Linked DNA regions of Homo sapiens: region 2 is linked to region 1. Evidence: chromatin contacts called from ENCODE Hi-C data. All regions are on one chromosome and are shown on one strand. The core of a region is the stretch at or near the end of the contact, and the rest is flanking DNA. Distances in the headings are between cores, read along the strand shown.

Region 1 (6,070 bases), core at 2,602-5,101:
AAGATGAGGCTAGGTGCGGTGGCTCATGCCTGTAATCCCATCACTTTGGGAGGCAGAGGCGGGTGGGACACGAGGTCAGGAGTTCGAGACCAGCCTGGCCAACATAGTGAAACCCCGTCTCTAATAAAAATACAAAAAATTAGCCGGGCATGATGGCGGGCACCTGTAATCCCAGCTACTTGGGAGGCTGAGGTGGGAGAATTGCTTGAACCCGGGAGGTGGAGGTTGCAATGAGCTGAGATCCCGCCATTGCACTTCAGCCCGGGCAACAATGCGAGTCTTCATCTCAAAATAAATAAATAAATAAATAAATAAATAAGTAAAAAGATGATATGATTGTTTTCCTAGAAAATGCAAAAGCCTCAAATACTAAAAATTATAAGAAATTTGTATGATGACTAGAAACAAAATAAGTGTATAGAAAATAATTTACATATATAATGTATATATCATATATATTAGCCAAATTGGTCAGAAAATACAACTCAAAAAATCCTCCTTAATATTTTTAACAAAAATATTTATTTGAAAATACTCAACGTGAAATGCAAAGAATCAGTTAAGAACACTGAAAGTTTTCTAAGACATTAAATAAATCTTAACAGAACTTAGTCAAGTTCTTAGATAGGAATCAATGATGTGCTGGAACTGGCTGGTACTAGCTCAGAGCTGATTGTTAAGTTATTCAAGAATTTGCCAGCCAGTCAGTGTTAAACTTTTGGAAGCTGAAATCATTCAGGGTGGAAATATTTCACATCGTACTCAGCAAGCATATTATAAATCAGGGCTGTTGCTAACAGAGAGCCGATTTACCGACACCCTATACCGACAAATTCACATTGAAAATGTATAAATTCTTCTGAAAACCACAAACTTGCAATCAAAGGCAAAGACTTTGCTTAATTAACAGAGATCATCAGGAAAAACATATACATACACACATATATATATGAGCAATAATAACTAAAACAGTTTTGAAAAAGAGAATGAAGAGGCCACTTGTCAGAAAGTTATTATAATCAAGGCGGTGTAGTGACAGCTCATGAACAAGCAGATGATTTATGGAAGAAAAACACATGGGCTAAGAATACCATTAAGTATATGACAAATATGACTAAAGAAGGGTAATTTTAAAAATGGTGCTCAGATAATAGGACCTTTTCATTCTCTCTTCCACAAAAGGTTCTTTTCCCATGCTGTTCCCTCTTCCCAAAACTCTTGCCTCCCTTCATTTGATCTCAGCTCAACAGCCATTTCCTGAAGGAAGCCATCTTTAATCTTCATAACAAACCCCAGATTTTAGGGGTCAAATCCCCAGATTGTAGGCAATTTTTCTTCGTACTTATCACAGTTATAATCTTATGTTTATTTGTCTGATTATTTTATGAGTGTCAGTTTCCTTCACCAGACTGTGCACCCTATAACAGGTCCCTTATAATCCCAGCACTAACACAGTCCCTGCTCTAGAGATAAGACTCAATAATTTTAAAGAATAAATATGCAGGTCACCTATTAAAATTGCTCAGAAAAAAACATATAAATCTGCATATACATTATGATCCCACTTTTATAATATTTATTACATATACTTTCCATATCTACATTAAAGAAGACTAAAAGAAAATACCAGAATGAGAATAAATTAGATGGTGCAATTAGCAATAATTTTATATTCTTCTTTTTTATATTGTGCAATTTTTTCACATTTTTTATAGTAAACTTGTATTCCTTTTATCATCAAAACAGAATAATATGCTTTTTACAATTTGGCAGATGAGAACAGGGTAGGATGGGTGAATGGTGCGCTAAAGGGAGAGAAGGCATAGAAAAGAATTAGTCTGTCTGCCCATAACTCCCCTCTGTCAACTTGGCCTGGTACCCACAGCCCAACCAGCCTTATCTGAAATGATTAAGGACTTTAGACCCCTCCTTGGAAATTCTTAGTACAGTGCCTGAGTTAAAACTAAAAATCAAACTGGGCTTTTTCCTAAAATAAGAAACTATTGTTATCAGTTAGAGTCCTGTTTAGAGTTCTACCGTGAAGAACAGTTATGTATTAGCTTAATTAAAATCCTGCAACTTGGTAGAACCATCATCATATTAAAATAGTGACTTGAAAATTCCAGATATAGGCGGGGCGCGGTGGCTTGTGCCTGTAATCCCAGCACTTTGGGAGGCTGAGGCGGGCAGATTGCTTGAGGCCAGGAGTTCGAGATCAGCCTGGCCAACGTAGCGAAACCCCGTCTCTAGTAAAAATACAAAAGTTAGCTGGGCATAGTGGCATGCGCCTGTAATCCCAGCTACTCAGCAGGCTGAGGCAGGAGAATGGCTGGAACCCCGGAGGCACAGGTTGCAATGAGCTGAGATTGTGCCACTGCATGCCAGCCTGGGCAACAGAGCAAGATTCTGTCTCAAAAACAAAACAAAACAAAAAAAAACAAAGAAAATTCCAGGTCATACAATTCACAAAAAAATCCAAGATCTCTCTTATTGACAGAGGACTTAGTAAACTCAAAAAAAAAAGAGCAATTAAGCTAATTTATATAACTGATTATGTGAGTAAAAACACAAGCCTAATGAAGGAATTTTCTTATAGCAATTGCCTGTTTTAAAACATGGGTCCAATTTAGATGAGACAGAACATGCAGGGCAGTCACTTGTTAAGCAGTCTCCCCGCCTGCTGCTTATTCCTCTACACCTGTCTGATGGAAGAACTGAAATTTGGGATGCTATGGGTACCTCCTGCTCATATCCAGGTGGCAAAAACCACCCAATGCTTCTTATGCAGAAAAGGAAAAAACACAGGTTCATGAAATCCCAGACAATGGAATTCCAATTTGTTCCTGATCCTAAGGTTTCATAATTTGAAGATCATTATTTGTTTCATAATAGTCTCTCCACAATATCCTTTCTTGCAACAACTTTTCTTCTTCTTCTTTTTTCCTATTCAGGAAGTTTTAAATGACACAATTTCCTACCCTGATGGCACATTCATGGATTGGGAGTTTAAGATCTCTGTCTTGTATGACATTGCTAAGGTAAGAGAAACACACACACAGAAAATATGAAAATTAAATATAAGAAAACAGATCTAACAAGTTATTCAACCTTCTGTGCATTGGTTTCTTCATCTGTAAAATGATAATAATAGCTATGTCATAGGGTTGTAGGATTTTAGGTTATGAGGATTTTGTGAAATAATGCACGTGCTTATAACAAGACCAGGTACAAGTACATGTTCAATATATATCTATCAGTTATTATTATTTTATTATATTCTTTGTAGTCTGGGTGTGAGGCATGCAGTTTCACAGATTTTCCAGAAATCAAAATCATATAAAACTACAAGAAAGACAACTGGGCTGGGCGCAGTGGCTCAAGCCTGTAATCCCAGCACTTTCGGAGGCTGAGGCAGGAGAATTGCTTGAACCCACGAGATGGAGGTTGCTGTGAGCCGAGATTGAGCCATTGCACTCCAGCCTGGGTGACAGAGTGAGACTCCATTAAAAAAAAAAAAAAAAAAAAAGACAACTGAATCCTCAACTTTACAAGAGAAAATCTTAAGTACAGGAAACCATCTTGCAGGAATCAATAATAAATGTGGACATGCATATTTTGAGACGTGATAGGAAAACAGAGTGGACACCAGTAACCAGGGCCTCATTCAAGAATGAAGACAAGTTGGTTGTGAGAGGGAGCTGTTTGATACAGTCTTAACTCACCTGAAAGTTATATGGGTTCAGAATCAGTTTGAAAAATGTGTTATGAAAATCGATTTGCCACACACGTCACTCCTGTGATCCAGGCTGAAAATCAGCTTCAGCTGAGACACCCTCTAACCACAAGAGAGAAGCACATCAGCCAAAAACAGGCTTCCTCTTTTTTTATTTTTTTATTTTTTGAGACGGAGTCTCACTGTGTCACCCAGGCTGGAGTACAGTGGCGCGATCTCAGCTCACTGCAACCTCGGCCTTCCAAATTCAAGCGATTATCCTGCCTCAGCTTCCTGAGTAGCTCGGCCTCCCAAAGTGCTGGGATTACAGGCATGAGCCATCACGGGGGCCAGGCTTCCCCTTTTGAAACAGAATGAATGAAACATTGCTTCAAAATAGGATGAAACCACTTCCACTTTAGGAAATAATCTAGCCTGGCACCCTGCCCCTTTGGAAAAGCAAGGCACTATTATTCATATTTTTATTTTAAATTCATGTAAAACAGGACCAGAGACCTACCCAGGGTCACAGACCAAATAAGTGGTAAGCAGAAACACTTAAAAAAAATCAACCCTTTGCCTCATATTATACACAACTACTTAAGCAGATATTTTAGACAATTCCCTTTTACTCTGTCATTTAAACAGACTTTGAAACTAGATATAAAGTGTAGGCAAATATTAGGGCTTCAGTAATATTGTTAAGGTAAAAATAGTGGGACTAAAATTAAAATCTGATGGTGTGACCATCTGCTGAAATGGTTTCCAAATGTCACTTTTTTCTTTAAAATAATCAAGCAGCTGAAGTGTGTCACATTTCTGTTTTTCTATCATCTAAAAAATTACAGGGAATGTCATATCTGCACTCCAGTAAGACAGAAGTCCATGGTCGTCTGAAATCTACCAACTGCGTAGTGGACAGTAGAATGGTGGTGAAGATCACTGATTTTGGCTGCAATTCCATTTTACCTCCAAAAAAGGGTCTGTAATGAATGAAATGTTCACTAGTTTCCTAACTGATTTTTTTTTCAAACCCATGTAGCGTGGTCAGGAAATTGTAATACTGATCAGAAGATAAGCACTTAAAGCCACAAGAGACAACAGCTGGCTCATTCTCCAGAACTTCACACTTGTCAGTCAACGAGTATTTCCTGAGTTAAACAAATGTCCTCTGTGGATTTCCTTCATCCATGCGTCCCTTGCTACACTGAGAAATCATGAATAACTTAATGGCTTGTGGGAGCAGAACTAGCTGAAAAAAATATAGAAGGTTAGAGCAGGAAGAGACCTTAGACATCGTCTAATTTAAGCTTTTTCCTTTATAGAGGACAGCACTGAGACTCAGATTTGTCCAAGAAGGTAGAGTACAAACCAGAAGACCCATTTCCCATTCAAGACATCATTCATTTATGTGTGGTAATAAGAAATGTTAAGGAAAAAACTCTAACCAGTAAAATATATTCTTACCTCTTTCAGGATTGTGGTGAGAGTCAAAAAAGATAACATAAAGAAAACGGATTTGTAAAGTATAAAGGGCTTTTCGTGTTGAACATTTACCCTTTCTTGACTATGACTCACAGTTAAACAGACTCAGATATCTAGAACTCATGTTGCCTTAAAATACTACCTAGATCCAAACACCAAATTATATTTCTAATTCAACTTTGCAATCCTTTCGTTTTTCCTTAATAAAAGGAAAATTGCGATTCTGTCCCTACATCCACAGCCATTTCAAGCATAATATGATATTGAACTCAATCTAATAATTTCTTATTGAAGACCTGTGCCAAGCCTGGTTCATGACATAGTAGTACAAATCGTCATCAGATAACCTAGCATGACACAAATCAGATAAATTACAGGTCAAATCCTATCATCTTAAACAGCACTCGCTTATACCTACCTACCTATGGCATCAGTTACCTAAAATTTTAGCATAAGTAGATTTACTTACCTTTTCTACAACCCCTAACCTTTATGATCAACTATGCATGAATCACAATTCACAAAAATTCACAAGACACAAATTCAAAAAGGTGATGTACATTTGGACAGAGAACCAAATAAGGAAAGTGTGCATCATCATAAACATATTATTGCACCTAACAACATGAAACTATACATGTTTCATTGAAACTGGTGAAGGTAAGTCTTAAAAAGTTTATAAGGAGCTAGGTGATCCTGAAAAACTTACGAAGCATGTTGAAGAAAAATTAATTGCATGCCCGTTATTACTAAATAAGGTGTGTAATAAGGATTCAAAACTCGAGTATCTATAGGAGCTAAATACAGCATTGCACTCATGTGAAGTGAGTGAACTAGATGTAAGCACTAGGGAGTGGCAGGGACAGGAGTAAA
Region 2 (6,034 bases), core at 2,862-5,361, 200 kb before region 1:
TCAGGCATAGTCCTTGGGCAAATGTCTTTTCTGTGAGCCTGGGCCTCAGAACCTCCTATGCACCACTAGGAATTCTGCTCTATCTCTCCCAGAATAAATGGCCTTCTTGGGGATGGTACCCAAGCTACTGAAATTTGGAAGCATTTATTCATTCACTCATTCATTCAACAAACACTTACAGAATGTTAGCCGTTGTGAGAGCACATGCAGCAGAAGTTGCTCTGTCAACAATGTTGAGGAAATTCACAGAGGAGTGTTGGGGATGACGATAAGGAAAACAAAGCTCTTTCCTGACACTAAGATCCTATGCTTTTAAAGAAAAAGGTGAGAAAAAGAAAGGGTAAATAACATAATCTGATGATCAACATATAACCAAGCAACCAGATACTATAATAAAGCAATTGCTTTAATAACTATTATTGCAAAAGGTATTGAAACAATAGATGCAAATGTCTCCTGAGAATGGTAAAACTTCTCCCTGTGATTTCCCTGCCAGAACTGCATAATCTGAATCTAATTACCAGGAAATAATGTGCAAGCCCCAGTTGACAGACATTCCACAAAATAACTGGCCAATGCTTCTCAAACCTGCCAAGGTCAAAAGGCACAATAAACACTGAGGAAGTATTGCAGCTTAAAGAGACTACAGAGACTTGACAACTAAGTGCAAATTGTGATCCTGGGACGAGACATAAAGGACATTATAGGAACAGTTAATAAATTTGACTATGAACTATGGATTAGATAACGATATTATATAAATGATATTTGTAATTAACTGTGGTTATATAAGAGAATGTCCCTGTTTTATGAAATAAATGCTGAGGTATTTAAGGGTAAAAGAGCATGATATTTGCAATTTATTCTCAAGTTGTTTAAAAAAAGAGAGAATGATAGAGCAATTGGGGTAAAATATTAACAACTGATTAATTTGGAGAGTGTATCGAAATTCCTTCTACTCTTGCACCTTTTGTGTAAGCATGAAATGTTATCTAAATAAAAAGTTATAAAAATGTGAAATAACTGAGGGAGCTTTGCTCACTTCTGTAAGAGTGTTAAGAGTTAAGAAGGAACTGATAAGTTAAAACGTAGATAACTCAAACCCATTCTGCCTACCAAATTATGGGGTCACTATCAAACAACTTTCCTGTGACTAACAAGTACTTCTGGCAATAAAACACTCCTATTAAATTTAGACACAGATCTGAAGGAGTTCAACAAGATCCAAACAGGAACTACTAAAGGTCATTGCCAAACCTCAAGGACGGTAACAGAAGATAAGTTTCCTCCCTGGGAAAGGCCCTCTAGTGAGTACTGCAACCCATTCTCTGAAAGAAGGTTTAGAATAGTCTAGAATATCTAGAATTTATTCCAGAAAATAGATCTGGAAAATTAGCGAAACCTCTTCTTAAACAGCTGCTTAAAAAAAAAAATAAAGTTAACTTTCACTGTGTTGGACACCCTATGAGTTGTTGGTCTTTCATTTCATTGTCAACAGAACCCTGCAAGACTGGTGTTACCATGTCTACTTTTACATATGAAGAAAATGCAACTGAGAATTAGTGTAATTTGTTCCAACTCACAAAGGTAGGAAGTGATGGAAGTAAAATTCCAACACAAGGTCTGTGCTACTTCAAAACTTATATCCCAACCCATCAAGACAGCACAAATAGGCTGCATTTTGAAGAACTGGGTATCATTAAATGATAACTGAATGCACCCCAAACTCTAAATTAACTAATATTAAATTATTACATGAGAATCTTAATAAGATAGCCCTTAAGGCAAAAGATGACTTTTTATTGACTCCAAACAATCAGAAAACTTAACTTTTCATTTTAATTCAAATATGTTCACATATACACCAGAACTTGAGCTTTTCCCTACCCCAGTTGTTTTCACTGATGGTTCTCTCTCTCTGTCTCTCTCTTTCTCTCTCTCTCCCCACCTTCTCTCTCTCTCCCTACCTTCTCTCTCTCCCCTCCCCTCCCCACTCTCTCGCTCCCCTTCTCTTTTGCTCTCCCCCTCACTCTCTCTCCCTCTCTCCCTCTATCTTTCTCCCTCTCTCTCTCTCTTTCTATCCCCCTTCCTGCTCCCTGCCCCATTCCCTTTTCTGTTCTCCCTCTTTTAGACTGAGTGGTATAAAATGTTACAAAGTTTTCTGCTGCCCTCCAGTGGTCTTATCCTGGAAGTGGCAGTCACGATAGGAAAAATAGCAAAACCTTTATAGAAGATAATAATAAAATGACACACTCTTTTAGAGTGTTTTAAGATCGTGGGCTTCAGGAGACAGAAAAGCACCTGTGATTACTAAAAAGTTATTAAACTTCACAGGGCCTCAACAACCACATTTATAAAGGAAAGGTTAAAATATCTCTTCATGGTCGTCCCATGGGTTGAGATAACATGCAAAAAGGTCTTGAAGTACAGTACTTGCTCAATAAAAGAAAAGTTTCACCTTATTTAAGCCTGACAACTTTCTATAAGGTTAAGGAAACTGAGGCTAAGCACAAATTACTTATTTTTTAAAGTTACCTCAGCCAGCATTGTGGGTAGAACTCAAACTATAATTCAAATTTTCATATTCTAAGTCTAGTTCTCTTCATGACATCTCAATATTCCAAAGTAACAGTTGCTAATAAGGAACCTTAAGAATTGTTAAAGTCTTAAAGGGATATTTTCACACACTGCTAGTGGTTGCCATTAAATCTGAAAAATATGCATTCCATGGATCAGTAGTCACATCTCTAGAACTGCATCTTAAAAATTGTGAGAAACACACAAAAATTTATGTAGTTGAAAACAAGCTAAATATAAGATATTTATTAAATAAACTTTGGTGCAAATAATAATAATTGGTTTTATTTGTTGGAAAATTTCTAGGTGCCAGATGCTATTCTAAGGAGTATGAATGTATCAACACTAAAATGAAGTTGGTACTATTATTATCTCCATTCAACACATGAGGAAACAGAGAGACAGAGAGGTTAAGTAGCTTGTCCAAGATCACACATTTAGGAAGAAGGAGCACCAGGAATTGAACTGAGATGTCTTATTCAAGAGTCCATGTTCTAGTCACTTATCAATCTTCTTCTGAGACTGTCCATGGATCCACCCATGCTGTCCCATTGTGTGGCAGCACCTATGTAATGGAATATAGTGAACCTTTGTTTAAAAAATGTTTCAATAGGTATTAAATTATATAGGGACATGCTTACATTAAAATATTAAGGGGAATAAACAGTATGCAAAACTGCATACTATATTATTTCAGTTCTAGAAACCTGTGTGTGTGTATGTCTAAGGGTGTATAAATCAAAATCCAGACCTAATTAGTGGCTGTCTCCAAGTGACGGGTTATGTGTCATTTTTTTCTCCTTTGTGCTTTCTAAATATTCTGAATATTTGTTAATGAGACAGAACTGCTGTGATCATCAGAAAATTTAGATTAAAAAAATTCAGGGTGCCAAAAAATTCTAGAATACTTAAGAACAGCACTTAGTTTACCTTAAAAGTTAAAAATTGAATCCAGAAGTAAATATTTGCAAGAAAAACAATTATCAAGGATTGCTAACTTTTAGTTTCTTAAATAATGAATCCAGAAGTATAAATACAAAATATTTGCAAGAAAATATAATTATATCAAGGGTTGGGAGGAGAAGAAGGATGTTTAGACTAGAAAGGGTAGTACCTACCTAAAAGAGAGTGCTTAATAGAACTGTGCTGGATTAAGTTTGCACAGTGGACCCTATTTTAACTTATGTCAGCTCTACATAAGCAGTCTCCTGACAGTCGTCATTAGGATTCACTGGAGACTGGAACTGTGCGGACAGAGGGCCTGTCTTCAGAAGAGAAAATGGGGGAAGAGCTTTGAACCCAGAGGTACAATCTCTGGATTGGAGAGTTTCAAAGGTGCCAGGGAAAAGCAGTACAAAGAGCCTTCTTTTTGACAATAACTCTAAAACACACTTTGCTCTGTGAACGCCCGTCCTGGGCAGGGCCTATCAGCAGGGCCAGATGAGCCTATAGACACCCAGGGTGGCGCGTTCCCAGCCGCCCTGCGCATGCCAATCTTATCAGTTTTGATGGAAGCCTGGGGCTCCAGATAATGCTACTTGGCCCCAAACGCTGGACAGAGCATGCTTTTTCCTGTTTGGCTGGGAAAGGGAAGGCTGAACTGCTGAGTCTGACACTTAACAGGACTTCGGCATTCCCCTGAATACAGACTAGATCAGAGATTTTATTTTTTTAATTGAAAAGTAACTTGGGTTCTCTTTAGAAACCCTTATTTGGTGTGCGCATCTGGCTATTTCACAGAGATTTCAGTTTTGCAAAGAAGTCGGAGTTGATTTCTTCCCTCAGACAAGCTATTGGTTGTTGGTGGGCAACAGAAGTTGCTCAGCATAGACAGGGGAAAAAACGGTTACGGATGAGACTGAAAGAAAACCTCAAAGGAGAACTCTGAGAATTCATCTCAGGATGAAGCTGCAAGGGCAAAGGAGAAGTACTTGTGACACAAGCAAATGGGTCCATTGATCAACAGATGCAAGAAGATTCTTCTCCCAACTACTGTACCTCCTGCAACGATGAGAATCTGGCTCCTTGGAGGCCTGCTGCCATTCCTGCTGCTCCTCTCTGGCCTGCAGAGACCCACAGAGGGTTCTGAGGTAGGGGGACAATTGAGGGGGTGATCTCTTTATGATCAGTGCTCCAACAGAGCATTCACCCGGCCACAGCCTTTAAATGGCCGAAAACTTAGGCATTCAGAATCTAGTTTCATTCAGACATTTTAACAAATCATGTTAGTAAAGAGTGTTGAAAACAGTTATGAAAAATTGTAGAATCCTTCACTGTTAGTACACTTGACATTATGGATGCTAGTGGCATAAAGTTATTTTCCTGATCCACTGTAAAAATTAAGTAAAATATTGCTTCCATAGTACAAACAATGCAAAATAAACCAAGTCTATTTGGCTTTAAACTCTAGCATACAGATTGACTTAAGTTTTAAGTGAATATTTTAATAAAGATCTGTGTAACAAAAAACAACCTAATGTTAAGAGATGACAGAGTACATATTTGAGATCTAGTAACATATTAACAAAGTTTCAGAGTTCATCATGACAGTTGACAGAACATTGTATTATTGGTTTGGTTTGGCTCGGCTTGGCTTAAATAGATACCGTAGACCTATTTTAATACCTGATGTGAAGAGTTATTGGTTAAAATCATTTAATCAGTCTTAAAAATGTGTTCTAGTTCACAAACAACTAGCTGACGTCTCATCATAAATAACATAGTAAAAATACCAAATGGGATGTTCTTTAAGTTCCAGTTCCAACATCCTTAACATTGACTGGATGGAATGTGATCCTTTAACATGTCCCTCAATGAGTACTGTTTATTACGAAAACATCATTTCTTTGCCAAGAAAGGAATGTTTTAGAATTTATATAATTTATATATGGCTCTAAATGATAGTCTGATGATATTTTGTGGACTTCTATTCAAATCTGTCATTTCAGTTTAGCATGCACTAGACGTGAATAAACAACATTCTGTTGGCTACCCATTAGAAAGGAATGTCCTTTTCCAGGAGGGGAGGGACTTTCCTAGGCACATTCCTGACCACTGTCCAACCCTTGACTCACTCTGCTGTCCCTGAGGGGGACAAATGTACTTGACTGGTAACATGGGAAAAAACAACTGGGTGTGCTGAGTTTGGCTCTGCTCTTCATCCTCCTGGGAGTTAGCCTGATGGCAAAGGGCATCAGTTCTCTGTTTCCCCATGACAAGAATCTTACCTGGGCAGGCCCCAGTTCAGTACTGCCTGCAAACGAGTCGGTCCCATTCTGGAATTTGCTCTTAACAAGCCACTTGCTATCAGACCTAACAATGTGACTGCTGTAGCGTGCCCTTTTTCAGTAAGAAAACAGATATTTTGGCTTTCATATTTTGCTATTTTTATTATCAATGTTTTCAGAACCCAGGTAGACAAGAAGGTTGTTACTTATGAGAGCCCCCTTAGTACTAT

What was found. Hi-C counts contacts between places; a loop is a spot of excess contacts on that map. Pooled maps may share reads with other maps.
Region 2: a loop to region 1 is called in a pooled map, with 3 times the contacts of the local background. The contact joins the promoter of ART4 here to the enhancer-like site in region 1. A Hi-C loop is called at or near these places in 9 of 168 maps with a recorded cell type or tissue (CD4-positive, alpha-beta memory T cell, Caco-2, HCT116 and 6 more), 4 of 37 single-sample maps with no recorded cell type and 17 of 50 pooled maps.

Annotation. Positions count from the first base shown.
Region 1 is chr12:14,642,197-14,648,266 of GRCh38, reverse strand. It overlaps GUCY2C (guanylate cyclase 2C), which reads left to right. Exons shown (of 27, transcript NM_004963.4): 16 at 2,952-3,038; 17 at 4,561-4,693. Among named protein-coding and RNA genes, the nearest start is that of GUCY2C-AS1, 20 kb to the left of the region's middle. RefSeq lists an enhancer at 3,868-3,947. Within about 2 kb of position 3,851, at least 4 of the 41 ENCODE cell types and tissues checked have a DNase peak (open chromatin) inside an H3K27ac peak, as active enhancers do.
Region 2 is chr12:14,841,603-14,847,636 of GRCh38, reverse strand. It overlaps ART4 (ADP-ribosyltransferase 4 (inactive) (Dombrock blood group)), which reads left to right and starts at 4,111. Exons shown (of 3, transcript NM_021071.4): 1 at 4,111-4,667. The coding sequence starts at 4,524.